Linked DNA regions of Homo sapiens: region 1 is linked to region 2. The links are chromatin loops, found by intact Hi-C in ENCODE. Cell type or tissue: adrenal gland. All regions are shown on one strand. Links, peaks and the distances in the headings refer to the core of each region. The heading gives the core; the rest is flanking DNA.

The links. Peaks named below come from ENCODE experiments on the same cell type or tissue, not always from the same donor. Only the 100,000 strongest peaks of a DNase experiment are listed, where the experiment ranks them.
Region 1: it touches region 2 in a loop (1.9-fold over the local background); 9 of 110 quality-filtered maps call a loop at or near these places.

The regions. Positions count from the first base shown.
Region 1 is chr9:121,847,535-121,863,743 of GRCh38, forward strand. It overlaps TTLL11 (tubulin tyrosine ligase like 11), which reads right to left. Exons shown (of 9, transcript NM_001139442.2): 8 at 12,803-12,909. Among named protein-coding and RNA genes, the nearest start is that of DAB2IP, 200 kb to the left of the region's middle. In adrenal gland, for the core only: no CTCF peak of the experiment used is centred there; no DNase peak of the experiment used is centred there; H3K27ac peaks cover 1,387 bases.
Region 2 is chr9:121,754,723-121,769,472 of GRCh38, forward strand. It overlaps DAB2IP (DAB2 interacting protein), which reads left to right. Exons shown (of 16, transcript NM_001395010.1): 4 at 2,291-2,444; 5 at 4,176-4,274; 6 at 5,163-5,717; 7 at 8,783-8,927; 8 at 9,013-9,157; 9 at 11,772-12,008; 10 at 13,710-13,911. Among named protein-coding and RNA genes, the nearest start is that of DAB2IP, 110 kb to the left of the region's middle. RefSeq lists enhancers at 1-246, 369-952 and a silencer at 9,008-9,302. In adrenal gland, for the core only: no CTCF peak of the experiment used is centred there; DNase peaks (open chromatin) are centred at 10,399 and 10,649; H3K27ac peaks cover 3,444 bases.

The DNA.
Region 1 (16,209 bases), core at 2,703-10,702, 89 kb after region 2:
TCTACAAATTTGATTAGATAAAATAGATCCATTCCTTGAAAGAAATAATTTATGAAAACTCACACGAGAATAAACAGATAATCTGAATAGGCCTTTATCTATTAAAGAAATTAGATGAATAATCAATAACTTTTCAAAAAAGAAAGCACCATGCCAGCTAGCTTCATTTGGTGAGTTCTAACAAACGTTTAAGAAGGAAATGATACAAATTCTCTACAATCTCTTTCAGAATACAGAAGCAGAGAAAACACTTCCTAACTCATTCTGTGAGGCCAGCATTACCCTAATACCTAAACCAGATAATGATATTACCAGAAAGAAAAACTGCATACCAATATTCCTCTTGAGCATAGATGCAAAAACCCTCAATAAAATATCAGCAAATTGAATCACAGGCTGGGCACCAATATAATTCCAACACTTTAAGAGGCCAAAGTAGGAGGATTGCTTGAGTCCAGGAGTTTGAGACCAGCCTGGGCAATCCTGTGAGACCCAGTCTCTACAAAAAATTTTTAAAAATAAATTAGCCAGGTGTGGGGGCACATGCCTGTAGCCCTAACCACTCAGGAGGCTAAGGCAGAAGGATCACTTAAGCCCAGGACTTTGAGTCTGCAATGAGCCAAGATTGTGTCACTGCACTCCAGCCTGGTCAACAGAGCAAGACCCTATCGCTAAGGAAAAAAAAAGAAAAAAAAAAAGGAATCATATACCATGACCAATGCGATTACTTCCTCAACTTGATAAAGCAATATCTACAAAAAAATCTTATAGTTTAATGGAAATAAATTAGACGCTTGCCTCTTAACATCAGGAAGAAAAAGTCCCCCCCCTTACCATTCCTGTCCAACATTGGACTAGAAGTCATAGCTAATGCAGTAAGACAAGAAAAGGAAATGAAAGGTATAGAGATTTGGAAGGAAGAAATAAAATTTTCTGTGTTCAGTGGATTGTCAATGTAGAAAATCCCAATGAATTGACAAAGAAACCTCCTGAAGTAACAAATGACTATAGTATGTTTGAAGGATACAAGGTTATTATAGGAAAGTCAATTTTTAAAAATATATTAGCAATGAACAAATGGAATTTGAAATTAAAAACATATTTGAAGTTAAAACCATTTACATTAGCACCAAAATAAAATAAAATATTTAGGTATAAATCTAAGAGAATATGTGCAAGATCTATATGAGGAAAACTAGAAAACTTAGATGAAAGAAATAAAAAGAAGATCTAAATAAATGAAGAGCTACTTCATGTTTATGAATAGGAAGATCATTATTGTTCTTTCTGACTTGATCTATGGATTCAACACAATCCAAATGAAAATCCCAGCAAGTTATTTTGTGGATATTGACACACTAATTCAAAATTTATATGAAAGGACAAAAGACCAGAATAGCAAACATAACACTGAAGAAGAAAAAGAACCAAGTCAGTGGACTGACACTGCTCAACTCCAAAATTTACTATAAAGCTCTAGTAATCAAAACAGTATGGTATTAGTAAAAGAATAGGTAACTAGACCAATGGAACAGAAGAGAGAGTCCTGGTAGGCCCCTGTGAATATAGTCAACTGATCTTTGACACAGGAGTAAATGCAATTCAATGTAGAGAGGTTAGTCTTTTCAACAAGCTGTGCTGGCACAATTGTGCATCAATAAGCAAAACAAATAAATAAGAGAATCTAAACACAGAACTTACACCTTTCACAAAAATGAAGTCAAAATGGATCACAGACCTACGTGTAAAATACAAACTATAAAATTTCTAGATGATAATATGGGAGAAAATCTAGATGACCTCGGGTTTGGCTATAAAATTTTAGACACAAGACCAAGAGCAAGATTCATGAAGGAAAAAAATTGTTAAGTTGAACTTTATTAAGATTAAAAACTTCTCCTCTGAAAAGACATTGTTAAGAAAATGAGATAAGCCACAGACTGGGAGAAAAGTATATGCAAAATATATATCTGATAAAGAACTTGTCTCCAAAATATACAAAGAATTCTTAAAACTCAACAATTAAAAAAACTCAATTAAAACATGGGCAAAAGAGCTGAACAGACATCTCACCAAAGAAGTTATACAGATGACAAATAAGCGTATGTAAAGATACTCAACATCAAATGTCTTTAGGGAATTGCAAAGTAAGACAATGAGGTGGCACTATATACCTATCAAAATGGCTAAATCCAAAAAACTGAGTACACTAAGTGTTGACAAGGATGTGGGGCAAAAAGAACTCTCATTGATTACTGTAGGAATGCAAAATGGTACTACTACTTTGGAAGACAGTCTGGCGTCCCTCAGCATCCACAGGAGATCAGTTCCAGGTAACCCCACCGCTACCAAATTCTGCAGATACTCGAGTTCCTTATATAAAATGGTGTAGTATTTGCATATAACCTATGCACATCCTGCTGTATACTTCAAATTATCTCTAGATTACTTATAATACCTAACACAATGTAAATGTTATGTAACTGTTACACTGTATTTTTTATTTGTATTTTTAAAATTGTTATATTATTTTTTATTTTTCTTAAAAAAAACCTACCAATCCATGGCTGATTTAAATCTGCACATGTGGAATGCATGGATATGGAAGACTCACTGCATATATATATAGACAGAGAGATAAATAGATACAGATGTAGATAGATACAGAGATAGATATAGATATTCATAGATATGGATATGTGAAAGGGGATTTATTAGGGGAATTGGCTCAGGGCTGAGAAGTCCCACATACAACAGACCATCTTTAAAGTGGAGACCCTAGGAAGTCAGTGGTGTGGCTCAGTCCAAGTCTGATGGCCCACGAACAAGAGATGCCAATGGTGTAACTCTCAGTCCCAGGCCTAAGGCCTAAGTAGTTGGAGCTGGAGGGGTGGGGGTGAGGGGAGGACCTGGTGTAAGTCCTGGATTCCAAAGGTCAGAGAACCTGGAGTTCTGACGTCCAAAGACAGGAGAAGAAGAGTGTCCCAGCTCCATGAGGGAGCAGTGAAGGGGGAGGAGTGGGGAGGTGGTGGGCAAGAGAGAGAGAGAAAGAGAAAGAGAGTCATCTTGGCCTTTTTGTTGCTGTTGTTCTATTTGGGCCCCCAGCTGATTGGATGGTGCCCACTCACATTGAGAGTGAATCTTCGCCATCCAGTTCACTAACTCACACACCAATCTCCTATGGAAACACTGTCACAGACACACCCAGAACTAATGCTTTACCAGTTCTCTAGGTATCCCTTACTCCAGTCAAGTAGACACCTGAAATTAACCATTGCACCATACAATCCAACCATCACGTCCTTGGTAATTGCCCAATCGTGCTACAAACTTATGTCCACACAAAACCCACGCACGAATGTTTATAGTAGCTTTAATTATGATTGCCAAAAACTAGAAGCAAGCAAGGTGTATCTCAGTCAGTGAATAGACGAACAAACTGTGGCATATCTGTTCAATGGACTATTATTCAGAGATAAAAAGAAATGAGCTGGCAAGCCATAAAAGACATGGAGAAACCTTAAATGCATATTGTTAAGTGAAAAGAGCCAGTCTGAAAAGGCTAGATACGATATGATTCCAACAATATGACTTTCTGAAAAAGGCTAAACTATAGAGAGTAAAAAGATCAGGCGCTCACGGAGGGGAGGGCTGAACAGGGGGAGCACAGGGAATTTTTAGGGCAGTGAAACTATTCTGTATTACACTGTAATGGTGGCTACATTTGTCAAATGTCAAATCCCACAGAACTGTACAACACAAAGAGTGAACCTTAATGCAAACTACAGACTTGAGTCGATCATAATATACCAAGGTTTTTCCATTAATTATAACAGCACAATCATGCAAGATGGTGTTATAAGGAAACTGTGTGCATGGGAATGGGAGAGTGCATGGGAATTCTGTACTATCTGCTCAATTTTTTCTGTAACTATATGTTCTAAAAATATTAAGCCTATTAATTTTTTAAAAAAGGCTTTTACAGCACCTGGCCTGTGTTAGGTGCTTGATAAATGTAGCTGGTGTTGGCGTCAATCACCGGCAGTTGCATTAGGAGAGAGCCTGCTGGAGAAGATACAGTCAGGAGACCTGGGTCTCAGCCTGAGCACTGCAGGGGCTATTGGAGGTGGCCCCTAACCCGTCCCATCCTTATTTCCACAGCTCTAAATCTGGAATAAGAGAAATTCCTCCCCTCAGTGCAGTTGGGAGCACTGAGTGCTGTGTTTTGCAACAATAAAGTGTGTGCAAACAATTTACTGCCTGCTCCAGGCTGTGGGAGGAACGGATGGATGAGAGGAGTGGTGGGGGGGAAGCCCTCACAGCCCCGAGAGCTCCCTGGACATGCTGTTGTTGTTAACGCCAGGCTTAGCCAAGACCAAGGGCCAGACCATCCTACTAAACACAGCTCTGCCCAATTCTCAGGCCTGGGAGAATTTGAGGGCCGGGACGGGGCTCACATCTTCATGTGCCTGTGACGGTTGTCACTGCGCAAGGCAGACCAGGACTGAGACTCGGGGCTGGCCCCTGTTCTGCCCCTGCCTGCCTGTGGAGCTGTTTCTAGCCCTCTGAGCCTTGGTTTCCTCCTCTGTATATAGGGTCACGGTAGAGCTCACTGGGAGTGTGTGCACTGTGTGGACAAGTGACTTTGGAAATGGTTTGTAATCTGTGACACACACACCCACCAGGAAGGATGGTGGTGGTTAGACAGAGAAAAAGCTACTGTTTGGGCCAGGTGCATACTTTATCACTAAATCCTGACAGTGCCCCAAGGTAGATGTCATTGCCCCATTTCAAAGGACACTGAGGCTCCCAGAGGTGCAGTGCCCCCTCTCAGGGCTTCCCGAGGGAAGGTAGCAGAGTATTGAAACCCGGCCTGTCTAACTCAGCTGCCGGCTTTCTACACAACACTGGATCCTGCGGCTGCTGTTCCTACAAGATCTGGGGATGGTGGGCAACAAGTGTAGGGAGAGGGGAGGCCTACATCAAAAAGAATTCAGCTTTCTCCCCTTTGTCTGTTTTTGGGGGGTGGGGCCAGACGATGGGCAGAGATCCTATTCTCTCCACCCTCAAGGTGACTGAGGATGAGGAAGGACAGGCACTCGCCCGACAAAGGGGCAGCGGGTGTGACTCCACCTAGTCTGGTGGCACTACGGGTGCAGAAGTGGCTTTAGCAGGCCTGGGAGATCAGGGTCTGGGTGAGCGAGGGGGAGGTTGAGCCGGCATCTCTGCTGGCTCTCTTGCTTTTATTAAAAATAATTCTGACGCCAACTATTTTGTAAGCGTGTAGGGCACACATCCAGAGAGGCCCATCTGACTGCGAGATAATTTCAAGGCTGAAGAACATCGTTCGTGCCAGACACCTCGCACGAGGCGCTGCGTGAAACTGGCCTACTTATCCGAGGCCTCCTGTATTTCAGGGGGAGGGGGCAAGCCATGTTTATGTATAAAGGAGACTGCGCTCAACATTCCAAATGAAAATACTCTTCAATATTTCAGTGCATCGTTAACCAAATACATTTCAGCTGGGGCTTACTCCAGCCGATGTGAGCAGAGGCGTCAGATGACTCGCAGTCGGTGACTGAGGGATTTTGCTGAGAGATGGTCATGAGGCTCAGACACCCATGGGATTGGTGGGTTGCCGCGGCTGAGCCCTGGTCCATGGGACATGTGTAGCAGGGCACCTGCTAGATGCCAGTCTCAGTGCTTGGCCTCATGCAGGCGGGAACAGCTCTGTTTCCTGGATGTTGGCCTCATGTCGGGGGCAGATGTCCAGGCCCTTTCACAGTACTCAATGTGTGCTGTGGTCAAGGGCAGCGCTGGGTGCTGCGGAGCAGGTGAGACGGTACTGGGCCCAGCCTGAGCACTGGGGGAGGCTCTGTGAGGGAGGGGACCTGGGGGGTGGTGGTGAGCAAGGAGAGGGGGTTCCTGCAGAGGTGGGGGCCTGAGGGGGCCGGCCATTCTGGCTGGAGTGAGTGTGAGGCTAGTGATGAGTGGGGATGCAGAGTGGACAGGGGTCCAGCTCTCAAGGCCCTGAAATGCGCCAATGTCCTCCCCTGGGGTTGGAATTGTGAGACCAGTGACTGCAGGCAGCTGGGGGCCGGCACAGGCCTGTAAGTGATGGGAGCAGGCAGGGCTCCTGCTTCACACAGCCATGGACGAGGCTGCCAGCACCACATTTCCTCTGTCTTCCCCAGCCTCACTGTCCCCACTGTCGCCAGGGTGGGATGAGGAGGGCCTGGCACTCTGTCAGCCACCAAGGGAGAGTCTGTTGCGGCCACGTCCTGACCCTCTCATCTGGCTGTGAGGCAGGCCCTTCTTCCCATCTCTGTCCCCAGCACCTGCAGAGCAGCTGGCAGGGGTAGGTGCCCCAGAAGCACTTCCCGAGAAAGTAGTGCAGTAGGAGCAATGGGATCACACTAGGGGCAGACCCGCTTCCTGAGCATTTTCCACAGGCAGACATGGCCCTGAGCGCTTTCCGTGTTTTGTTTCATTTCATCCATCCCAAGGTTTCCAGGAGGCAGGCACCATTATTATCTCCACTTTACACCTGATGAACTTGAGGCTTGGAGGAAGTTGCCTAACTTCCCTGAGGTTAGCTAGCAAGTGACCAAGCGCAGATTGAAAGCCCAGTTTGTCTGATTCTGGAGACTGTGGCTTTGGGTATATAGCAAGTCAACCCAAGGCAGCCCCCGGAGCTGGGCACATAGCTCAGGAGGCAGGCATGTAGCTCATCAAGCAGTGGAAGAAATGTTTCTTATTTTGGTCAAAGAGCACTCAGCATATGTCAGATAATAAACAATGCCATTCTTAGATCTCCCTCTCCAAGCAAGAGGTGTGTGGTGTTTGAGCTCTCATGGGAAGGGGACGTGGGGAAGACTCCACAGTCAGTTTTTTCTTCCTTTGCTCTCATGTTCCCTTTGGTTACTGAAAGGGACCTTTAGCTTATATCTTAAAATAGCAAAAACATCTGGCTTTGAAGTAAACAAAGTTCAGAAGCCCCCAGATGTTGGTCTTTTGTTAGGACCAGGACAAGATTCTTGGTTGCCCAGCTCAAATGTTACCTTTGCGAGTAAAATGTTTGTCTCTCACAGCTGACACCATGATTTTGCCTTTAATTGCCTAATCTTGATGCTGTCCTCATCTCTTACCACGGAGATGTGAAATTCCACTCTGGAAAGAGCTGAGGGCAAAGTCTCCATGATAAGAAGGACCTCCTGAGTGCAATTTACATGAAATAAATGCATCTTCACTGACAAATTTGTTTCTTTATTTGAATTCTGGGCAATGAGAGGGCTACTCGAGGGCTACGACATCCCAGTTTTGCTGATAACATCCTCATTTAGAGTTCTGTGTCCTGCTGGAAATTCTAGAAGTGAAAATTAAAATTCTTATCTTTTTTTTAAATGACAATTAACATTGGCATGCTGGAGAGCATAAGCTACATGTTACTAAATTCCATCCAGCTCTTGAAGAGCCATTGACATTCTGACAGAGGTGAAGGCAAGCCCATTTGGGGAATGATGAACCCAGGGTGCAGACGGGGGGTTCCTTAGGTGGGGAGAGCCACATATTAGATGTAGGTCACTGTCAAATTCTAGCTTTTGTTTTGAGTGGTGAGTTTGCGGATGCTTATTCCATTATTAAAAATAGCTAATTTAAAAAGCTAACTAAATAAAAGTAGGTTATGCGTGGATCATGATGGAAGTGTCTCATGAACCCAGGGTGATGGGTGATGGCTAATCTAATTCTATGCACCTGAGGTCTAATAAAACACAAAACAAACAATCAAAAGCAAATTTATTTAAACGGATTATTTGAGTTTTAGATTTCATCATGTGCATGCTTTTTCTCACTAGTTTTTATTTTTTTCCTAATTATTTTAAGCACCATTTTTTCTTCTCCATTTCAATAGCAAGGTCTCCTTTTGCAGGTTATTTTTGTTCTTAAAGGTCTCAAGCATCAGGGATCTGGTTAACCCCTTCAGTGGGCACCAAAGTCTTATAACGGCAGAAGGAAGGTCTGGCTGGCTGCGGGAGAGGGGAAGATGCTTTAGCACTTTGACACAGCAGGCACTGGGTATGGGTGATGATCCAGTCCAAATGGGCGTTCAGAGGAGGGGAGGGAGACCCTGTCAAAGAGACCACCTCTACTCTGAGCCACGGTTCTCACACTCAGGATTCCCTGCTTTGAGGATGCAGGGCATCTTTTATTTTTGCATTTGTCTGCTCATCAAACATTAACTGGGCACTGGGCGAGATGCTTTGCATGTTCCAGGCCATGTGCTAGGCCCTCAAGGATACAGAATGCACAGTGGGTGGCTTTTCTGGGTCACAGCATGCTACGTGCCTTGTATGCGTTCTATCTTAACCCTCACAGCAACCTTCCTCTGTTGCTTCCCCCCATGATAGCTCTGGTCATATACTATTGCAATCGTCAACTGTATGTCATATTCATTTGTGACTGAGAGCACTGGGTATAATGGAAAGGGCAGCAGACACTGAAGTTAGACTGGTTTTTATTCAAATACTAGGGTCCCCACTGTAATATATTTTTTAGAGGCAGGATCTCTCTCTGTCACCCAGGCTGGAGTGCAGTGGCACAATTGCAGCTCACTGCAGCCTTGAACTCTTGAGTGCAAGCAATTCTCCTGCCTCAGCTTCCCAAGTCGCTGGGACTATAGGCAACTGCCATCATGCCTGGTGAATTTTTAAGTTTTTTAATAGAGACGGGGTCTTGCTATGTTGCCCAGGTTGGTCTCGAACTCCTAGCCTCAAGTAGTCCTCCCATCTCAGCCTCCCAAAGTGCTGGGATTACAGGCATGAGCCACTGCTACTGGCCCCCACTGTAATACTTGACGTGTCTGTGTAATTTCACCTCTTTGAGGCTCAGGTTTTCCATCTGTTGAATGGGAATAACAATGCTTATCTCACAGGATGGTGTGAGAAGTAAATGAGGTAATTCTTAGCAAGCATTTTTTATTTTTGTCTCACATAAATGTTCAGTAAATGGTCTCTTTTTTTCCCTTAAGAGGCTAGGATCTGTACCTAATTTATCTTTATATCCCTGCAGGGCACAATACCTGGTAACACATTCACTAGCTGTTAGTTGAATGGATGAATGAATGAATGAGTACGTGTTCTTTGAGCGTGAGAACCCAGGCTCTATCATTCTTCACAGGCTTCTTTCTTTTCAGCCCCCAGCAGCTGTGGGATGGGGAAAGCCGTCTCCCTCAGCATGGCACCCACACCTCCAGCCAGTACCTAACTGGATCTGAGGGCCTCGAACCCCTTGGATCCACACCATGGAGGGAAGAAAAGAAGACCCTCTGGTCTTTCTGCTGACACTTGGCAAAAGGAAGAACGACCACTTAACCACAGACTGCTCCTTTTGCTACTCAGTAGCTTCCTGAACGGTCCTAAGAAGGTGGCTGTCTCCAGATGCCCCTCTCCTTGAGAATCAGGGGCTTGGACCAGCCTTGAGAAGGAGGCAAGAACTGGGCCCTGGCTGGCACCAGCAGTGGCTCCTGAGACCACAGGCACAGAAGGCTTCCCATGTGTGGCTTTCATGCCCAGGCCCACTTCCTAGACCCCCAGGCCCTGCTATTTCCTTCCAGGAGTGAGGAAAACTCAGAGGACGGAGGAAAGGGAGACAGGAGGTTGGACAGGCACCCTCTCTGCTCCAGTTCTGTCCTCCCAGCAGGCCCTGTGAGTTGACTTTTATCCTCCCGCTGCTGCCGTCCCCTCTGACTCCTGCTTCACCAGCCCTGCCCCCTCTGTATCACTTAAGTGAACAAGCACTGCTTGGTGTAGCCCTGGATGGGGGGAGAGCACCCTGGGTGAGGAGGTAGGAGGACTGAGTTCAAATCTTGCCTTCTTTTGCTGCTCCCTGGCTGTGGGAGTTTAGACAAGTCACTTTTGCTCTTGGAACCTTAGGGTACTCATCTGTAAAAAGGGGTGCTGTTGCCCACCTCGAAGGCCTGGCGTGAGAATTTGCAGCGATATATGCACAAGTGAAGTAATCTCAAAACTGCTGTTACTACTATTCCACCTGGTGATGACTATTCCACCTAGTCAGGGGCTGAGGTCTGGCCAAGGGCCTGGGAGATCCCAGCCCTGAATTTGCTTATCAGTATGTGCTAAAAATAAGTATTTTTCTCATTTCCATAGCTTGGTCAGCAGAATACGGAGACCCTGGCAGACCCCAGAAAACCTCACCGGAGCTTGAATTGCGGACAGCCCCCGTGGATTCCGCTTACCGGGAGCAATTTAAGAGGCAAACAAAACATGAAAAACTACTCAGAATTAACAATGGGCCAGATGGTAATGCTAGTTTGCAGCAATAAAACATGATAAATAGCTTCCTGCTGCTACTCCTGATCAATTTCAATATTTAATAATTCCACTGCCACTCCCACCCCCTCATCTGGCCCCCTCCGTGGGATCCTGGATGACTCCCCACATTCAGCTCACAGAGCAAACACTTCTTTGCTTTCTGAAGGTGTCAGCAGAAAGTGCCGCTGCTCGATTGTCACATGAGCACTCTCAGTCCTCGAAATGATAATTAATCTGCCTACTTCTCCTGAAGACGCTCCATCTCACGCCTCTCCTGGTTGCCAGGGAGGGCTGTAAGGGAGCTGCCAACTGCAGAGATGCGATAGAGGCACTCATCTTGTTGATTCAATGACTGCTGCTATTTCCTGGGTTTTGCTTTTGACTTAAAGAAAGGGGAGCTGCAGGGAGCTCGGTGGTCATCTCACTCTAGGACCAGTGAGTAGGAGAAGGCAACCTGGAACGGGCTCGGGTGGATTGGTGTTTGAACCTTATCCACCAGCCATGCCTCTCTAGGCCTCAGTTTCCTCCTCTGCACAATGGAGATAATCATATCTACCTCTAGGAGAATTCTAGCCGGTGCTGCACATGTAAAGTGCCTGCAGAGTGCTTGGCATATAAGAATTGGCCAAGAACTGGCAGCCAGGAGCATCACTACTAAACACAAAGCCAAACAGCAAATGATGTCTGAGCGCCAGTGCCCTGCAGGAAGGACCGGCTGCATCTCTGTAGTTGGGAAGTTTCTGGCCCACATGGGTGTAGGGCAGGATTGGCTAGGGGTGCAACAGCTGCCAGGCAGACTGCCCCCAGGATTCTCCCCAAGGGGTGTCCACTAATAAGATAAACTGCCTCGCACCATCAGCGAGGACTCCAAAGACCTCAGAGCCACCCTGGAGAGCAGGGATTGTTGGCGCCATTTTACAGATGAGGAACTGGAGATAAGGAGGTGGAATGACTTTTCAAGCTGACATGGGCAGGAAATGGCATAATCAATTCTAATCTGGATCTCCCAACCTGACTTCATGTCCTCTCCACAGACTCACAGGAGCAAGCTGCCCCACTCCTCACGACCCGGTGCCTCCCTTCTGTGCGTCCCTTTTGGAGGGAGGCAGCCAGAAGAGGGCGTGGCGTGGGTGCCAGGGTGCTGCGGGCTCACAGTTCCTGTGTGATCTGTGTCACCTGAGCTGCAGTTTACTCGTCTGTGAAATGAGACTCATAATGCCTACTGCACTGGTTTACCGGGACATTTAATGAGGAAATATGCATGAAAGGACCTTGAAGTTTTGTGATGAGCTGTACAAATATCAGTTATGGTTATTATAATTTTTTTAGAAAAACACCCTCTGGGCTGGGCGCAGTGGCTCACGCCTGTAATCTCAGCACTTTGGGAAGTCAAGACAGGCGGATCACTTGAGCTCAGGAGTTCAAGACCAGCCTGGCCAACATGATGAAACCCTGTCTCTACTGAAAAAAAAAAAAAAATACAAAATTAGCCGGGCATGGTGGCTTGCACCTGTAATCCCAGATACTTGGGAGGCTGAGGCAGGATAACTGCTTGAACCTGGGAGGCAGAGGTTGCAGTGAGCTGAGATCGTGCCACTGCAACCACTCCAGCCTGGGCAACAGAGTGAGACTCCGTCTCAAAGACAAACAAAAAACAAAAGAGAGAGAGAGAAACACCCTCTGTGAGAAAAAAGATAGGAAACTCATCCACCTAAAGGTGGGTTCTTCTCACAGAACCCTTCACCACAGAACCTAGAGGATCAAGATCAAATTTTCTTGTGTGGCATTCAAGGCTTTGACAGCTCCCATAACCCCATCTCTACCCCTTCTCACATCCCTTTTTGCTCCAGCCCATCTGGGCTACTTGGTATGGTCTAAGCTCAACAGCCTCACCTGTGTCCAGGCCACGGCCAGGCAATAGCCCTGCCAGAGTGTCTGTCCCAGCCCTGTTCACCAGCTGATCCCGTACACCCTTCTCCTGAAGTCTTCCTTGGCCCTCCCTGGATGAGGAGCTCCTCCGCTGAGTTCCCGGATAGCTTCTCTGAGCTTCTCTCCCTCCGAGCCAGGCATCCTACTACCTAGCATCATTTTCTCATCTGCCTCCCAATGCTACAGTGAATTCTTTCAGGACGAGAACCAAGCACTATACCCTCCAGCCCACCCAAGGCTGGGCCCAGCATCTGCTCAGGAAATGTGTGTGAGGGGTGAACAAATGAATGAATAACTGAGTGTTCCCAGTATGGATGGAATCTGAGCCTTAAGCAAAGGCAAGGAATGCTAACGGTGGTATGAGAATTCGGTAGCAGACAGTGCTCCAGCATTTAAATTCAGCTCAATCCCTGGGATTATGTCTAGATCTGATGGCATCATCTTCTTCCCCCATCTGAACCCTTGACAAGAAGGAACAGAAAATATACCACCCATGCCTGTCAGGACCCCCACAGGCCATGGCAGAGGCATTTGTCAAATACCTGAGTCCCGCTGGTCCAGGGTCATGGAGTTCCACCTCCGTGTGATGTCAATGTAGAGGATGTCCACGGCAGCCATGGACAGGCTGCTGCTGCTGAGTTTGCAGCTCCTGCCAACAATGGGAAGTGACATGTCACTGCCAGCCTGAAACCTGTCCTGTCTATCTCTCCTCCACTCCTGTTAGGGACTGAATGTTTGTCCTCCCCAAATCCATAGGTTGAAATCCTATCCCTCCAATGTGATGGTGTTAGGAGGTGGGGCCTCTGACAGGTGATTAGGTCGTGAGGGTGGAGCCCTTGGGAATGGGAATAGTGCTCTTCTAGGAAGAGACACTAGAGAGCCTGCCTCCTCTCTACTCTCCACCATGTGAACATAGAAGAAGGCAGCCGTCTGCAAACCAGGAATTGGGTCCTCACCAGACATCAGATCTACCAGCACCTTGATCTTGGTCTTCCCAGCCTCCAGAACCATGAGAAGTAAATGTTTGTTGTTTAAGCCACTGAGGCTGTGGCATTTTTGTTCTAGCAGCCTGAACCGACTGACATTGTTTTTGTTTGGATTGTGTTCTGGGTCTGGAATGTCCTCCCTTACCACAGCTGGAACTACCGCAGGGTGACTGGCATGGAGCCATGGTAGAGAAGGCAGTGATGTAAGTGAGGTTAGATCCTCAGGTTCCTGTAAGTTCAGCCATTTGGTTAGTTATGGGTCTAACAGGCTGGAAAGAGCAAGAACTTTAGAAAAGCAAGGCAAGTGTTTTTTTTTTTTTTTTTGGATACAGAGTCTTGCTCTGTCATCCAGGCTGGAGTGCAGTATTGTAATCTCGGCTCACTGCAACCTCTGCCTCCTGGGTTCAAGCAGTTCTCCCTACGTCTGTCCCCTGAGTAGCTGGGATTACAGGTACCCAGCTAATTTTTATATTTTTAGTAGAGACGGAGTTTCACCATGTTGGCCAGGCTGGTCTTGAACTCCTGATCTCAGGTGATCCGCCCGCCTCGGCCTCCCCAAGTGCTGGGATTACAGGCGTGAGCCACTGTGCCTGGCCAGGAGAGCAAGTCTTGAGTTGTAGCCTGGCTCTGCCACTTGGAAGCTGCATGGCCCTGGTTAAAACATTTCACCTTTCTGAGTCTCGGTGTCCTCATCTATAAAACAGGTGGTCTTTATTATAGTCATTGTGTGTCAGCCTGACCTTGCACAGCAATGTGGGTCCCTGCTTGCTCTAAAAGAGAACAAACTCCACATGTCAAGAAATACCACCAGCAACGTGTCCTCATCTTCCTATCTCTTAGTCTCCAGAAGGAGGAGGGGAAGCTAGGCCCTCGGCACTGCCCTCTCCTGGAGTGTCCAGGCAGCTGACGGTGTCATGCTCAGATGACCCAAGGATGACAGCATGTCAACAGTACAGGCTGAAGCCATCACTACTGTCCAGAAGCAATTTCCCACTGGAAATGCTCACCAGATGAGTCCCTGAGGACAAATCTATGGACAAGGGCTCAAGGCTTCTGTACTTTACCCATCTCAATCTGTCACCTGAAGATTCTACATAAGCCCTGAATCAGCCACACTAAGCCCCAGATTTATAAAGCAGAACAGCACAGGCTGGGTCCTTGCTGCTCTGTGTGGGCTGACACAGAATTGCTGGGGAGGTTCCTTGTTCCTGACTTTAGGGGAGTCACCTGGAATTGACAGGAGGATTGTGGGGGACGGGCCTCTGAGCTTTGGATGCTCCACTTGTTTAGGTGCAGGGAGGCCACAGTAACCAGGTTTTCAGTCTGATGTCAGCATTGGTGCTCCCTGTCCATGCCACAGCAGGGGTGTTTAGAATCCTCCTACCCCTCCCCAGCTTTTTTTTTTTTTGGTCTGGAAATGTGGAGGGGAGGGCAGTCTGGTATGCCAAAAAGAGCATGATTTAGGCATCAGACAGATTAGGATTTAAATCCTGACTGGAATCTTTTCTAGCTGTGTGACTGTGGGGAATTTACTTAAACCTTCTGTGCTTTTATTTCTTGGGCTCTAAAATGAAGATGATAATACCTGCCCACATGGTTGTGAGTACATGCCAAGAACCCAGCATGGTGCCTGTCACCTGGTAGGCCCACAGCAATTGTGAGTTCCCTTCCCCAACTCTCTCCCCCTTTTCCCTTTTCTTCCTCTAGATCTAGAGCCATCTCACCCCAGAGGCTGCCTGGAGCCCAACCTTTCAGTGAGTGACCCTGCCCGTTCTGGAGAAATGGAGTACACCAGTTGGAATATCTGTGTACAGGGCTTGGGCTCTCTCTTCAGACTGGAAGCAGCCCTTGGCTTGTCCAGGTGCACCCCTGTCCTGGACAGGATCGTGCTGGGAGGCCTGTCCCAAGGCAGGCTAGATTTGTCCAGGGAATCCTGAAAGCTAGGCCTCTGGGCCAGCTGTCAGGTTGGCTGAACTACATTCAATGCCGCTTTCAACTTTTCAAACGAATCCACATCCACTGCCTCAGCTAATGGTGAAGTGGCTCTTTGATTTCCCATTTGCCATTATCCCTTGTGTGAATAGCTCTGTTAGGGACCGGACAGGGGAGGGGTTGATTGGCAAGCAGGGTTTGGGCATCAGAGGCCCCTCTCCAAACCCAAGCGCACCCCTAATGACAGTGGCTGGGCATGTGCCCCGCATGGTGCCCAGACGAGCCTGGTGCTCCTTGTATGCCAGCACACTTTCTTGCCCCCTTCCTCCCTCCTCCCTTTCTTTCTTCCCGCCTGTATTTCCCAGGCCATCAATGCACATCCTGCTTCCTCCTGGGCTCCTGCTCCGTATTTCAATCACGAGTCGCGGTGGCAGACTTCAAAGCACATCAGCACACGGTTATTGAGCCCCAGTAACCACATGTCAATGGACGCGGAGGTTTTCACGTCACTTGTCACCAAGACGGCTATCTACTGGGTTCTGTGGGGGAGGATGGTCCAGTCTCTCCCAGGGTATTCGAACAGCCTGCATTGCTAATTTACAAAGCTTCATTAGGAACAGCCACAGTGTCCTTTAATTATCATATCAGTGTCCTCTGGGCTACCTGCTCTTCCACAAGTCAGGAGCGCTGCCTAGCTTGCTCTGTGGGTTAATAGAGTATTAAAAGGGAAACCAAACTGACCACTGGTATATAGTCATTTTTTTTCTGACAGGTAGAAAATAGAAGTGTCAAACCTTTAGCAGGAGCCGTAATTTACCAAAGAAATTCTCCGTTTATTCCCTTTCCAAGGTAACTCTTCCTCCCTAGTGATGCCTGCAAATATAGTTGATTGCAGCATCTGCTACTGGGACAGAGGAGGGATCCATGCTGGCTGCGGTAGGCAGGAAATGCAAATGCCTTAAAAGAATCTTGATTCTGTAGGCATTTCTTGGGCACTATCTGTATGCTAGGGCTTTTCTTGCTCATCAGCT
Region 2 (14,750 bases), core at 6,751-14,750:
TGGGGTCTGGCCTGGGCCTGCTGGGCTCCTGGGGTTGCAGGACCAGGGTCTCCTTGGGTTTCCCTGGGCAGGCCCAGCCTGCTGAAGCATGCCTCGCCTCTCCTCTCCACAGCCAGCTCATTCATGCGCCCCAGGCAGGAGGCGGCCTCAGCTCACCAGCTCCCCGCTCTGTACTTCCTGGGTCCCTACCCCACCCTCCCTGGCTCCCAGCATCCTTACCTGGCAGAGATTTTCCAAGCTAGGCCAGAAAGCAGCCCAATCCCAGCCAGTGTGACTTCCCTACTATCAGGCAGGGCGTCTCTTCCACTGAGGTATGAAGCCCCATGTGGGAGGGAGGCCTGGAGTCCACCCTGGGAGGTGGGCGGCTCAGGTGGAATCTCAGCCCAGGGAGGGCAGGCCCACCCACGGCACTGGTCATTGCCGTGATGGGGAGGAGGCCAGGCCGCTCGAGCAAGGCCTTGAGGGATTATCAGGAGAAGAGGCCTGTTCCAACACAGCGGTGTGGCGGTGTGATGTGGTGGTGTGGCGGTGTGGCGTGGCAGGTAGGCCAGTGCCCCTTTGTGAACTGGACCTCCCAGGGAGAGTGCCTCAGAGGAGCAGAGGCACATGCTGGGCTTGTCCATGGGCTTAGGCCACAACGGGAAGCCCCAGGTGGGAGTCCTTGTGGGAGTTGGGGAGGGTTCCCCCCTGTCTTGAACTTGTCTCACAGTTTTCCTCTGGCTCTGCCCATTCCCTCTGCTTTCAGAGGCCAGCTTCGTGCTGGGTGTGGAGAGGCAGAGGGAGCCGGTTGACTGGGGCTCCTGGGCTGGCCTCTGTGGGGTATCTAAGGGTTGGGATTCCCTCAGCTCTGACTCCTTACGGCATCTAGCATGGGACTCCATGTTGGGGAGGGCTCTTATGCTCAGAGGGCTGTTGCCATGGAGATGTGGAGCTTGGGGTGGGAGGGTGGCTACTGTCAGCCTGAGTCCCTCTGAGCAGGGCTCTTCCTGCTCACCTCTGGATTCTTGAGCACCCATGGAGTGGGCCTCAGCCCGCTGACCCGGGGCAGTCGCAGAAATGAGTGTACAGGGTATGCATCCTACAGGGAAGTGTCTGGTGGCTCTGCCAAGCTGCGAGCCCCTCAAGGTCAGGGACCAAGCCTCAGCATAGCCCAAGGTAGGGGTCTTGGTTTGGCGAGGCAGGGAGAGAATGATGGACTGAGCACTTGGACCATTGGAACCAGGAGCCAAAGGGCATAGGGCGTTGGGGGTAGGAGGTCCATGTGGGCTAAGCCTGGAGTAGGTTTTTCACCAACCCCAGGGTTTGAGCCCTGGACACAAGCAGGGCTCAGCTTCTGCACCAGAGATGGTCTTAGCAGGCCCAGCCTGTCCTCACGCTTTTCCTCTGTCCCACCGTGGGGGCTGGGGGCTCTAAGAGGACACTGCTCTGTGCTGCTGACTTTGGAGAGACTTTACCTAACCCTAGAGCAGGTGTCATCTGCGGTGCTTTCCCTGTGATGCACTGAGGAAACAGGCTCAGAGGAGAACGATTTCCCCAGGGCCACACAGCAGGGGAGCAGCGGGCCCAGGTCTGGTCTGCGTTTGGGTGCCGGGTGGCATCAGCCCTGTGCTCTTTGTGCCTGTGTCGGAGCCACTGACCTGGGCCCTGAGTCCCAGCATGGGGACCCCGATGGAGTGTGTGTCTTGGGTACTGTGCAGAGACTGCTGCATCCCTTCTGCTTCGAGACTCGCCTCGCCTCGCTGTCCTCATCTGTAAGATGGGAGCAGCAGGGTCCCTGTGGCTTTCCCTCGTGTGGGTCTGCTGGTGTGGGACAGTGTATGAGGAAGGGCTGTTGGCAGTGGTATGCTGGATAAATGTTGGGGCAGAGTGACTGCTCAGTCTTGGACAAGGACCAGTGCAAAAGAGAGGGGAAATGGGAAAGCGCCCAGAACTGCAGACAGCTGCCTGGGTCAGGCGGGCTTTCCTTGGGTCTCTGAGACTTCTCAGGAGCCAAGCTGGCCCAGGCCCCGCAGGCTCACTTGCAAATATTAACCCCGGAGTGGCGCCTAATCCTCACCTTCTTGCTCTCTGAGAGGCTGAGCCCCCAGCCAGACTCTTGCAGTCGGGAGGAGGTTCCCACCAGTCTCTGTGACAGCCCTGCCCCCAGATCTGTCTTAAGACAGAAAGGAGAGAGAGTGGAGAGGAGTGGCTGCCTGCTGGAAGGGGCACGGCCAGGGCAGATGGGTGGGACATGGCAACCAGCTTGACCCGGGCTGTGGGGGCCCACCTGACACACCTACTGCCACCCCAGGTCCCATCTGATGCCGAGGCTGAAGGAGTCTCGCTCCCACGAGTCCCTGCTCAGCCCCAGCAGTGCGGTGGAGGCGCTGGACCTCAGCATGGAGGAAGAGGTGGTCATCAAGCCCGTGCACAGCAGCATCCTTGGCCAGGACTACTGCTTCGAGGTGGGTCCCATCACAGGGGTTGGGGTGGACACCCCATCCTCTCCTGGCCTGGCTGGTCTCCTCCAGACATCCTCCTGGAGTCCAGTCTGCTGTGGCCTCAGCAGGGGCCAGGGTCTTGGGGACAGTGGCTAGTAGTTACCGATAGCTTTCAGCTCCTAAGAGACCTGGTGGAGCTGGGGTGGAGGCTGTCCTTCCTACTCTCTAGGTTCTCTGGAAATGGGCCAGCACCTGTTCTCCATGCTAGCCTGAAGCTGCTGGGGCCCCCAGTGGATGACAGTGAGTAGGGGAAAAGCCTGAATTTCTTAAGCACCAGAGCCCATGTCTTAGAGCCTGCTCACCTCCCAAATGCAGTGTGGATAGCAGAGAGTCTCCCCTTGTCTGGGCCTGTTTCCCACTGTGAACAATGAGAGCCCAAATCTGTCCTGCCCTGGCATTCTGCGACCTGAGGTTTGAATGCAGAGAGCCAGTGACCCACCTGGGGATGACCTGTCCAGTCCCTCATAGGAAATGGGGGATCTGAGGCCCAGAGAAGGCACAAAGACATCAGAGGTCACACAGCAAGGCTGAGACCAAGCCGGGAGCAGGGTTACTATTGTTGCAGGTGTTCCTGGGAGTTACTAATTGCTTCTGCAGTTATTCATATTGCTTCCTACCAGTTTCTGGGAAGATTCCTACCCCCAATAATCATGCATAACTAGGAGAGCTCTCTTGTAGAGGAATGAGCCTGGTAATGAAAAGCAGCCACTTGGGGACTAGTGTGACAATCTCCTGGCACCCCCAGCCCTGGGGAAAAAACAGAATGGTGCCTGGCACCTGCCCCATACCCTGTGCCCACTGGGGACCATTTCTGGTTCAGGACTCCTGGCCAAGCCAGGCTTGATCTGGGTTCTGACTTCCTTGCCAGGGATAGGGTGAAGATGGCCCTGTCTGCTGGTTCACAGCAGGGGGTTCTGTGGAGGGTGCAGGCCCTCGAATGCCGTGTGAGGAGTGTGCTTCCCCTGCAGAGACCCGGGTCTGCTGCTGGGGACAGTGGAAACACACAGCAGGAATTGCCCGGACTGGCTCCCTTACCTGGCAGGAGATGTCTAAGCTGGACCAGAGGTTGAGTGAGAGTCAGACAGAGAGGGAAGGAGAAGGGTCAGGGACTGGGGACCCTAGGGCCTGGCACATCCAGACAGTCCGAGTCTCATTTCTCCAGTCTGGCATAAAAAATATCAGGCTTATATTACCATTGTTGTCACTGCTGCTTGACGGAAGAGAACCCTCAGAGTTGTCAGCTGAGGACTGAGGGGATTCTGGTACCTACCTTTAGTTGTCTCCTTGGTTCTTGTGGTTCCGCCTTTAGGGAAAGTACGCTCGGGTTAAGCATTGCCCTCTGACCTGGGCAAGGTCTTCGTTCATTCCCTCTTCCCATCTCAGGGAGAGGGAGGTTAGAGTTAGGAAGATGCTTTCCTATTGGACAGAGGGCACTGAGGGACGAGTGAGGAGCCTGCTCGTGCAGGATGGGGCCACTCTCCGGCTGCTGACTTGCCCTGGGACAGTGGCTCTCAAGTGTACCACCTGCAAAACATGAAGTAGAGGCGTCATATGAGCCTTGTCCTGGCTCCTTCCTGAAGCTGTGATGCAGACCTGATGGCCAGAGTCCCCTGAGCCTCCAAGGTCTTCTTCCATCACTGCCTGCCCTTGCTGTGGTCCCTTCCCTCATAACACTGTCTTGCCTGCTCCCCACAGGTGACGACGTCATCAGGAAGCAAGTGCTTTTCCTGCCGGTCTGCAGCTGAGCGGGATAAGTGGATGGAGAACCTCCGGCGAGCGGTGCATCCCAACAAGGTAAGCCTGCGCCCCTCTCACCAAAGCATGGGGGATTGAAGGTAGGCTCAGATAGGAGGAAACAAGAGAGACTATCTCTGTGGTGTGGGCTGGGATTGGGGGTGGTCAGCCTGCATGGAGGCAGGGCCCGAGTGGACAATATTGGTGGACTCTGAAAGAGACGTTTGAGTTGACCAGGTTGAGACAGGTGCTGTGTGCCTCTGTTTTCTAAGCTACACATTGAGGCTGGGCTTGGGGAAATGAGTGCTGGACCCTGGGGTCCTTCTGCTGGGACCCCTTGTCCCTACTCCCCAGCCCCTGGCTGAGTTCTGCTCATCTTCCCCTTCCACCTTAGATGTCTGCCCCTCCTCCAGGTGAGGACCCCTGTCCCAGGCTGGTGCCCTCTGTGTTCCCACTGCCCCTGGGCTCCCCCATTAGGTCCTGGGAGCCCCCACTGTAATCCCTGCTTCTGTATCTGTCTCCCTAGCCGACTTGAGGGCTTGACCAAGTCCTGGTCACCATAGCCATCTCTTAAGTTACAGTACAGACCAGCATATTAAGGAAGAGTTAATAATGGCATAGCCTGTGACGTGTCAGGCGTTGTGCTGGCCTCTCTCAGTCTCGCCCTCTATGAGATGGGGGTTTTACCTTAGTGCCGTTTCATAGACAAGCAACCCAAGGCTCCAGTTAAGTTGCTTGCCCAAGGTGAGTGAGCTTCTGTGAGGTCGACCAGAGATCCAGCCCTTGTCCATCATGCCCTGCCTCATCCTGACTTAGGGCCTAGGCGCCCGCTGCCGCCTCCACCTTCAGAGCTCCTCCTGGGTCTGAGGACTCTCTCAGGCTCTGGGCTGGTTGGGGGTTGCACGTGGCACCCCCAGCTGACCACCCTGGACCCCCGTGCACATACAGGACAACAGCCGGCGTGTGGAGCACATCCTGAAGCTGTGGGTGATCGAGGCCAAGGACCTGCCAGCCAAGAAGAAGTACCTGTGCGAGCTGTGCCTGGACGATGTGCTCTATGCCCGCACCACGGGCAAGCTCAAGACGGACAATGTTTTCTGGGGCGAGCACTTCGAGTTCCACAACTTGCCGCCTCTGCGCACGGTCACTGTCCACCTGTACCGGGAGACCGACAAGAAGAAGAAGAAGGAGCGCAACAGTTACCTGGGCCTGGTGAGCCTACCTGCTGCCTCGGTGGCCGGGCGGCAGTTCGTGGAGAAGTGGTACCCGGTGGTGACGCCCAACCCCAAGGGCGGCAAGGGCCCTGGACCCATGATCCGCATCAAGGCGCGCTACCAAACCATCACCATCCTGCCCATGGAGATGTACAAAGAGTTCGCTGAGCACATCACCAACCACTACCTGGGGCTGTGTGCAGCCCTCGAGCCCATCCTCAGTGCCAAGACCAAGGAGGAGATGGCATCTGCCCTGGTGCACATCCTGCAGAGCACGGGCAAGGTGAAGGTGCGTGCAGGCCCCTCGGCTCCTGACACAGGCTGGGCGGCAGCACTGGGTTACCTGCCCTTCCTCACATCCGTACATTTCAGGCCTAACAGAGGCCTTGGAGGCACCGGTCACTACCAGAAGGGCTCCCTAAACCCAAAAGTTCTATCGTGGGCTGGGGGTTTTGTACTCCTGCTCTGTGGCTGGAGCTGATCACTGAGGCCTGTGTGGAGCCAGTGGATGGGATTGCAGCTGGTAGTGAGGGAGTGGGCTTGGGTTGAGGTGCCTTCCACCACTGCTGCAGAGGACCGACCCCCTGAGGCGCCAGGGGAACAGGCTGGGTGGCCACGGCTCTCCCAGCACACAGGTCCCACAACGCCACCAGCCGCAGTGAGCCAAACACACGTCCCCTGTGGGGTATGGAGTTCGGCAGACCTCCCCAGCACGATGCACAGATGAGCCTCCCTCACAGCTCTACCTCACCCCACACTCTCACCCAGACACACAGATTGTCACACAGGTAGACACAGTCAAAATTGTACTATTCGAGGGTTAGCCAGCCCCACCCCAGAGCCTCACAGAAGCGGGAATCGTCTGAGACCCACCCAGGCAAGTCCTAGTTCAGGGCCAGAGGTGCTCAATGTCCATCTCCATGACCCCTTTCACCTTCCGCTCCCGAAGATGGGCCCAGCAGCCCACCATGCAAGCCGTGCCTCAGCCCCACCTACCCGGTTTGGGGACAAATGGGCTCCTGGACCAGGGTGCCCCTAGGAAGGCAGTAGAGCATGGTCTGTGGGCCTCGAAGGCGACCTTCTCTCTTTACATTTGCCACCTGCCATTCAGGAAGCTGGCCAAAGAGGGTGGGAAAAAGGGGCTGGACTTGAGGCCTCTGCAGCGTGGATGGACCCTGGTGCTGGGCTAAGGACTGGGCCTCTGCCCTCTGGACAGTGGCGTGTTGTGAGCCAAGTGGCAGGTGGCTGAGGGGCACCCTGTGTCAAGGTCCTAGGCCCTTAGCTCTGGGTCGGGGAGGCACAGTTGGGAGCCATACCCCAGGGCAGAGTCCAGGGCACAAGACTCGTGGAGGTCCCTCACCCTCTCACCTGTTCCTAGAGGCCCTGGAAGGGGAGGCCATGGCTGGAAGCCTCAGCAGCCTCTGCAGCCCCCCTCCCTCTTGCACTTGCTGTATGCTGCAAGTGCAGGGCTGGGGCGGGGACCTCCTCCCCATGGACCCGCGATGGGGAGCAGTTTTCCTCTGTAGTGCTCAGCTACCTCCTCCCTCACCTTCTCCCCCAGCCTTCAGACTTGGCTGGCTAGGCTGCACGTTGGGCCAGCTCTGGCTGCCCCGTCCTTAACATGCTGGTCAACACTGGGGACGTATGCTGGGAAACGGAATGAATCAAGGACCCATGGGCACCAGAGAGGGAGTGATGGGGGCTGCAGAGGCTGCATTATTTTCTGCAGTTGTGTCTGATGTTTCAGTACCTGGTTCCCAGGGCTGGGCTGGGGCTGGCCTGGGAAGCGGATTCCTCCCTGAAGCAGCCTGAAATGATAGGTATGTCCAGGTGCTCGTGGAGGGAGGTGAAGTCAGGGCTGCAGCCAACCCCAAAGGCCCTCAGTGGGATTGGGGAGCAGTAGATAGAAGCATAGAAAGTAACTTGTGCTGCTGGGGTGACAGGTACCTAAGCCCCCACCCCTGGAATACTTGGGAACTAGCCCCTCTTCCGTCTCCACGGCTAGAGGAGTAACGGAGTCTGGGAAGCAAGGGACTTGGACCAGATCTGGCCCCAGGTGGCTGTGTGGCCTTGGACAAGTCATTTTCCTGCTGTGTGTGCATTGGTTTCCCCCTTATTGGGTCCTGGCTCTCAGGAAGTTCTCATCCCAGCACTGGGGCCTGGCTCTCATTGCGGGAGTTCAGGAAGGCTGCAGTCCTGAGCGGGAGCCCTGGAGGAGCCCCGGGGGAGATGCACCTCTGACCCCCGCTTTAGTGTATTCAGAGAATGAGACCCTGGAGGTCGCCTGCTGGTCAGGAAGGGGTCCTCAGGCCACATGATCCCCAGGAAGCCAATGACAGCTTCCCCTTTGCCCCTGCTGTCCCTCTGTGCCTCTGCTGTGCACCCTGGGTTCCTGTGTCTAGATCTCAGTTCTGTTTTAAAGGACCCCAAGGTCGTGCATGTCGGAGTGAGGAATTTCTTGAGCACAGATGCCTGGGTCCACCCCTCCTGGGCACCTTGCAGGCTCTGTGCTAGGTGGCCCCCTGCCCTGACTGTCACCCTCCCTTGAAACTATGACAGTTTTTCCTATTTTCTTCCCCTCCCCCAAGCCACAGGTTAGTTGTGAGCACAAGGAGGTGGGGGCTTCTGAGGGAGGGTGTTAGTATCTGCATGGTTGCTAGAGTAGGGGGAAGGTGTGGGTTCGGGCTCCTGTGCTGGGGTTTTCCCACAACACTGTGTGTGGGACCTGATGGGCCTGGGGCTGCTACCCTGGATTGCCAGGTGGGCAGTGGCGCCTCCACCTTCCCTCTCCAGCCAGTTGCACATCACTTCCTGCTCTCACCTGCCTGAGCATGGTGGCTCACGACCTCCCCGGGCAGTGGGGCTGCACAGAAGGCATCTGTGTCTGGTGTGGGAGCCCCCACCAGAGTCATAGGTGGATACTGATGGCCATTCTTACCATGAGACAGGGCAGCCTCATTTGTCCTCTTTGGCACTGATGGTGCGGGGAGAGGCGAGTCCTGCTGTGGTCACCAGGCCAGGCCTGATCAGGGCTGTACATGGAAATGAGTCCATTCTCTGTGGTGGTGGGGGCTTGTGGCTCCACGTGGCATGCTCTCATTCAGGCTGCCTCCATCCATAGACCCGGCTCTACTGTCACCAGTTCTAGGCTCCTACCCTGGCTGGGGGCCCCTGCCCTGCCCACACTCCCCAGCAGCCCCCAAAGGTGGGCACACTGTTCCTCTCCGGGACCCCCGCAGCTTGGTGATGGAACAGCCTCAAAATGCCAGGACTTCTCTGGCTAGGTCTGGAATCCTAGGGCCCTCCATGCCAGGCCAGCTCAGGTCCTGCTCTCTCCACCTCCTGCCTCCCCAGGACTTCCTGACAGACCTGATGATGTCAGAGGTGGACCGCTGCGGGGACAACGAGCACCTCATCTTCCGGGAGAACACACTGGCCACCAAGGCCATTGAGGAGTACCTCAAGCTAGTGGGCCAGAAGTACCTGCAGGACGCCCTAGGTAGGGAGTGGGCCAGCAGCAGGGCAGAGGGTGGGGCAGGGCCCGCCAGGTCCTCACTCCCCACTCCCTGCCCACTTGTCCATAGGTGAGTTCATCAAAGCGCTGTATGAGTCAGATGAGAACTGCGAAGTGGATCCCAGCAAGTGCTCGGCCGCTGACCTCCCAGAGCACCAGGGCAACCTCAAGATGTGCTGCGAGCTGGCCTTCTGCAAGATCATCAACTCCTACTGGTCAGTGCGGTGCCCAGGTCTCCCCACCCTGTCGCCTTCCCCATCCTGTCCTTCAGTGTCTGGCACCCGCAGTGTGCCTGATGCTGCCTGGCCCCTGAGTTGTACTGACTTGCCAGTCCCCTGGCCTAGTCCCTTTTGAGCTCTCAGGTGGGGCAGCGTTCAGCATGTTGCTGTGGTTTTGTGATGGAAAGAACCTGGACACGCCAGTCTGCCGTCTCTGGTGATGAGGGAGCGCCCTTCATGTGCCGGGGGCTATTGTGGGTGCTTGGGCTGCAGCGGGAGTGAGACTGGCAGGCCCTGTGTGGGCCCCCACTTGGGGTGGGCGGATGGCTTCACCTGAGGCTCCTCACCTGTCCGTGGGAGCTAAGGTGCTCATGTCACAGCCTTGTGATGGGGCCAAGCAGGGGCACGTTGGGGGCCTGAGCACCAGGCAGGCCTCTTGCTGGGACTAGAGAATAAACAGAAAGGACTAGACTTTGAAGTAGAACGGGGTCTGCAGACTCTGCCAGCCCCAGAAAGCAGCAGGGCATGCAGCAGTGGGCTGCTTAGACAGGCCCCTCAGCAGGACCGGAATCAGTCCCGGAGAAACTTGCGGTAAGGCCGACTTCACGGCCACCAGCTTGCTCCTGGGATATATGTGTGTGATGGCCAGCCAGCCTGGTGCCGAGTATAGCCTCGTTCTGTGGTGGCACACAGGACTGTGCGGGAGGGCCTTGCTGTCAGCCCAAGCAGTGGGTTCATATTCACCCCAGAGGAGCTGCCCAGGTTTAACCTGTGTCCCCCTCCAGCTCAGGGCTTACAGCCCCCACCCACCCAAGCCTCCGTCCACAGCCTGTTCTGACACCACTCTCTCCCCGGCCTTACCTCACTCCTTGTTAGGTTCATCTCTTTCACTCACCTGCACCTTCCCCTGCATACACTCCTGCCCTTCCTGCTCCGAGGCCACACCTGGTACCCTCTGTCGCAGCCCTGATCCCATCAGGATAGGGTTGTGCCTGTGCCTAAAACATTTCCTGTGAATGCTGGGGCACCCTGGGGGCAGGTGAGCCCACCACCTCAGGACTGGGCACACAGGAAGGCCAGAGAAGTGTTTGCTGCTCCCCAAGGACAAGAAAAGGCAGGGGGAATGGGCAGGCCAGGAGGGTTGGCACCCAGGGCCTTAGCCCCTGGGCTATACAAGGTGCTTGCCTGGGCCAAATGGGCACCTCAAGATGGGCCACAAATGTGCAGCTTTCCACACCCCTGGGCCGGTGGAGGAGAGCGACTGTAGGGCCTTGAACTCTGGGAACACACTTCCCATTCCCAGCTGGGCTGTGCTTTCCCCCTCCCCCTCTTCCAGGGGGGCTGGGCATGTGACTCAGGGAAAACATATTTGTGGACAGTGATTTTCCATTTCCTCTTTCTGGCATTTATCAGAGGCACCTCTCCATTCTGGACAAGGCCATTGATAGATGTCACCACTCAACACCTGCCCCCTGTCCAGTTCTGTGCCAGGCACTGTGAGAGCCACGGCTAAAGGTGGCTCACCTTCATTCCCCGCTAGGTGTGCCCTTGATGGGTCAGCCAGCATGCATTGCAGGAGAGCCTGCTGAGCAGGCTGCTGGGCCTGTGGGGGAAGAAATTTCAAGTTGGTCAAGCCTGTTGTAGCCTTGGGGTTTTAGCCTTACGATGGCTCTGTGAGCTTGGCAGGGCAGGCCTTGCTCTCAGTTTAGGGGAGAGAAAACCCAAGCCTTCCAGGAGGGCTAGGGCCTTGGTCAGATCACCCTGAGCTCATGGCAGAGCCAAGTGTAGACTGAGTTCACGGACCACTGGGGCCTGGCCTGCCCCAGGCTGGGAGATGCATCTTTTAGGGAAAAAAGATAGGAAACCCACTTAAGGGTTGGCCAGGTGGGCCTGACCATGGCAGGCCAGGATGCCCAGTGGAACCAGGAGCCCCATTGTCTAGGGCCAGCTCTGCCGGCTTGCTCCATCACCCTGGGGCAGTCACTACCTCCCTTTCCCTCCCCATGTAGAGAATGGAGAGCTGTGTTGTCCCACCGTGTTCAGGGGTAGTCCCATCTTCTTGATCTTTCTGAGCTTTTAGGAAATCCTGGATTCCTGTGACATTATTCAAGCAAAGGAAATTAGTCTCAAAGCCAGTGATGGGAACCCAAGGAATAGTGGTCTATTCCTGTTTTCCTCACTTCCCCCTAGACCCAGATGCCTGCTGTTTGGGTTGAAAAATGAAGTAGACACTGGCAGAGAGGTGGGGAGGGCCCAGACCAGAAGCTGGAGAGGTGGTTCAGCACTGGCCCTTGGCAGTTAATTCCGGTTAGGACGGAGAGCCAGCTCCTCATGCCTCCTCCCATCCCACCTGCCCGGCCCTTCACTGAGAACCCACTGCCCGATGGGAGCCTGGGTCTCCCTGCTCCTCCTCCTGCCTGGGCACTTGCTCCAGCCACCCTGTATTGACTGCTCTCCCCAGATGGCTGTGTCCTCAGAGCTCAGACAGCGGGGCTGACCTCACGCAGCTGGCGGGGTAGAGCCAAGGTTGGAATGCAGGTTCCTGCTCTGTGCACTCCTGTCCTGGGCCCCTGCCTGACAGCCAAGCCCACCTTTGTCTGTCCCTACACAGTGTCTTCCCACGGGAGTTGAAAGAGGTGTTTGCCTCGTGGAGGCAGGAGTGCAGCAGTCGCGGCCGCCCGGACATCAGTGAGCGGCTCATCAGCGCCTCCCTCTTCCTGCGCTTCCTCTGCCCAGCCATCATGTCGCCCTCACTCTTCAACCTGCTGCAGGAGTACCCTGATGACCGCACTGCCCGCACCCTCACCCTCATCGCCAAGGTCACCCAGAACCTGGCCAACTTTGCCAAGTGAGTGCCTCCTCCCTCACCAGGCAGAGTTGGGCAGGGCTGGTGTCCACAGGGCAGGCCCTGGGGGTGTTTCTGCCCCCAAGCTGAGCAGAGACCATAAACAGGCCCTGGTTTTGTCCCTGTCATCCTCAGTCCTTCTCCTTCCCGCTTTTTAAAAAATAAAATCTCCACACCCTGTCCTTCTACTCAAGGTATATGTCATTTTGGTATGTTTCTTAATTTTTAAAGGTGACGACATGAGACATTTTTTTCCTTCTGCTTTTTTGAATTAATGTATTATTATAAGGATTCTCACATATCCCTTAACATTCATTAAGCCCTGTTTTGAAATAAATGACTAATATTCCTCCAAGGGGGACTGGCCCATATTTCCTTAATCCATTCCCTGTGCTTGGGCACTTGGGTTGGGCACCACCATCCTGGTGTCAGGCTATCAGGATGTCTTTGCTGATAAAGCACTATTGGTGTTTTTGGCTGCATCCTTAGAGCAAGTGGGCAGAAGTAGAAGGGCTGGGTCGTCTCACTGTTGTTCATTCTCAAAACATAGATTGAGCCCCATCCTGGGGCCATCTGTGTGCTGGGCTCTGACGGCACCAAGATGAATCAGTCCTGGTGGCGCTCAGCACTTCAGCCAGGGAGACGTGTGGAATGAGCAGGAGAGCAGTGATAGACACACACGAGCCTCTTAGGAGGGCTCTCAGCTTGTTGGGAGAGGAGACAGGAAAGCCTCCAGGGTGACATGATCCCCCAACTGCATGTCAGGGTGAGGCGTTCATTGTCTCAAGAGGAGCAGAGGCTGGGCATCCCAGGGAGGGCCATGCACTGTGCCAGGTCAGGAGAAGCGGGCGATGAGACCTAAGAGGACAGCAGGGACCTGAAGGCCAGACAGGGCTGTGGGAGCCACCAGAGGGTTTTAAACAAGGGAGAGGATGGCCTTCCTCTGTTCTGGATCCTGAAAAGCTCACCCTGACAGCAGTGGGCAGATGGGTTGGAGGGAGCAGGATGGTAGCCAGGAGACGTGAAAGGAGAGCATAGCTGTGGTTCCAGCAACAATAGCAGAAAATTCGCAGGGAGGGGAGCGGGTACAGGAGGCAGTGGCTGCAAGGGACAAGGTTAGGGGTGATTAGAAGGCAAAATCAGTGGGCCGTGCCATTTGGGAATGAGGAAGAGGGAGGAGTTGACAGCTGCCAGAGATTCTGTCTCAGGTGTATCTGTATGGGTAGTGGGGTCTCCACTTAGGGTAGGGAGCTCAGGAGGAGGGCATGGGTTTGGGTGTTGATGATGACTTCAGGTGTGGCAGGCTGAGTAGGAGGGACTCCCAGGGGTGGTGCCTGCAGATATATTAATACATGCCTGAAAGCTCATTGGGAGACCTGGGTTGAGCAGGGATTGAGCATCATCTGCATACCAGGGCAGTGAAACTTGGAGGAAAAGCCGAAGGACACTGTTAACAGGCAGTGTATGGGGGACACAGAACATTCCAGGTCCTGAGATAAAAGGTTCAGAAAAGGATCGCTGGACTTACCATGAGCAAGGAGGGCCCTGGTGACCTGGGTCAGAGCATATTCAGCTGACTTGGGGAGTGAATGGAGTGGGAGCCTGCCATAGTGGGGAAAGCGGGTGGTGGTGTCCCAGTGGAGGGAGTTCCTGGGCAGGGCCTGCCTGGGCCCAGTAGTGCTCACCCAACTGCCCTCTCTCCAGATTTGGCAGCAAGGAGGAATACATGTCCTTCATGAACCAGTTCCTAGAGCATGAGTGGACCAACATGCAGCGCTTCCTGCTGGAGATCTCCAACCCCGAGACCCTCTCCAATACAGCCGGCTTCGAGGGCTACATCGACCTGGGCCGCGAGCTCTCCAGCCTGCACTCACTGCTCTGGGAGGCCGTCAGCCAGCTGGAGCAGGTGCCTGTTGCCGTGGGGCGGAGGTGGGGCCAAAAGCTGCCATCAGGCTTTTAGTGTTCCCCCTTCCAGAGTAACCATGGAGGGCAGAGAGTTTGCCCAAGTGGCATGATCAGGCCAGGTCCTGTCAGAACACACTGGGGATCTGTGGGCCCCATTTTCTCTGTGGGCAAATGCTATGTTCACTCAGCAGTATCTGCCAAGGCTGCCCCACTCTGGGTACTAGAGCTGGGGTGTTCCGCATGCACTCAGCCTTTAGTGGACAAGCGCCACTGTGCTGCCTGCCAGAGCATGTGAGAAATAGAATTGGATCGTGAATCCGCCTGTATGAAGAAGATGACTCAAGACCCTGTACCTCCACTTGTCCAGCAGGAAGTCGAAAACCTTTCTAGGATTGCCCTTGACCATCAGTTGACAAGGTTACTCCCTAGACACCTCTGACACTGCTGCAGTCACCTGAAGTGAGCCCTCCCTAGCCCGAGACTTCACTGACCCCCAGCCTCAGCCCACACAGTGAGCAACTAGTTCTTGGACTTAAGGGCTGGGTCTACCAGGAACTACTTCCCGAATATCTGTTGCTTTCTAGGGCTCCAAGGGACCACCTTACTTTTGTAAGGTGCTGAAACTGGCCTGGAAGGCCCTTCATGCCTCCTGGTCCCATTCCCTAGAGGTGACCGCTCAGAGCACTGGTATGCAGCCTTCTGGACACGATCTGTGCATGTGTAAGCGCACACACACATGCAGGCGCACACACATAGAGCTCTTTTCCTTCTTCAGTTTGTTTTAAAGCAAGAACATACTGTGTATGCTGCTGTGTGCATTTCTTACCACTGTGTTGTGGG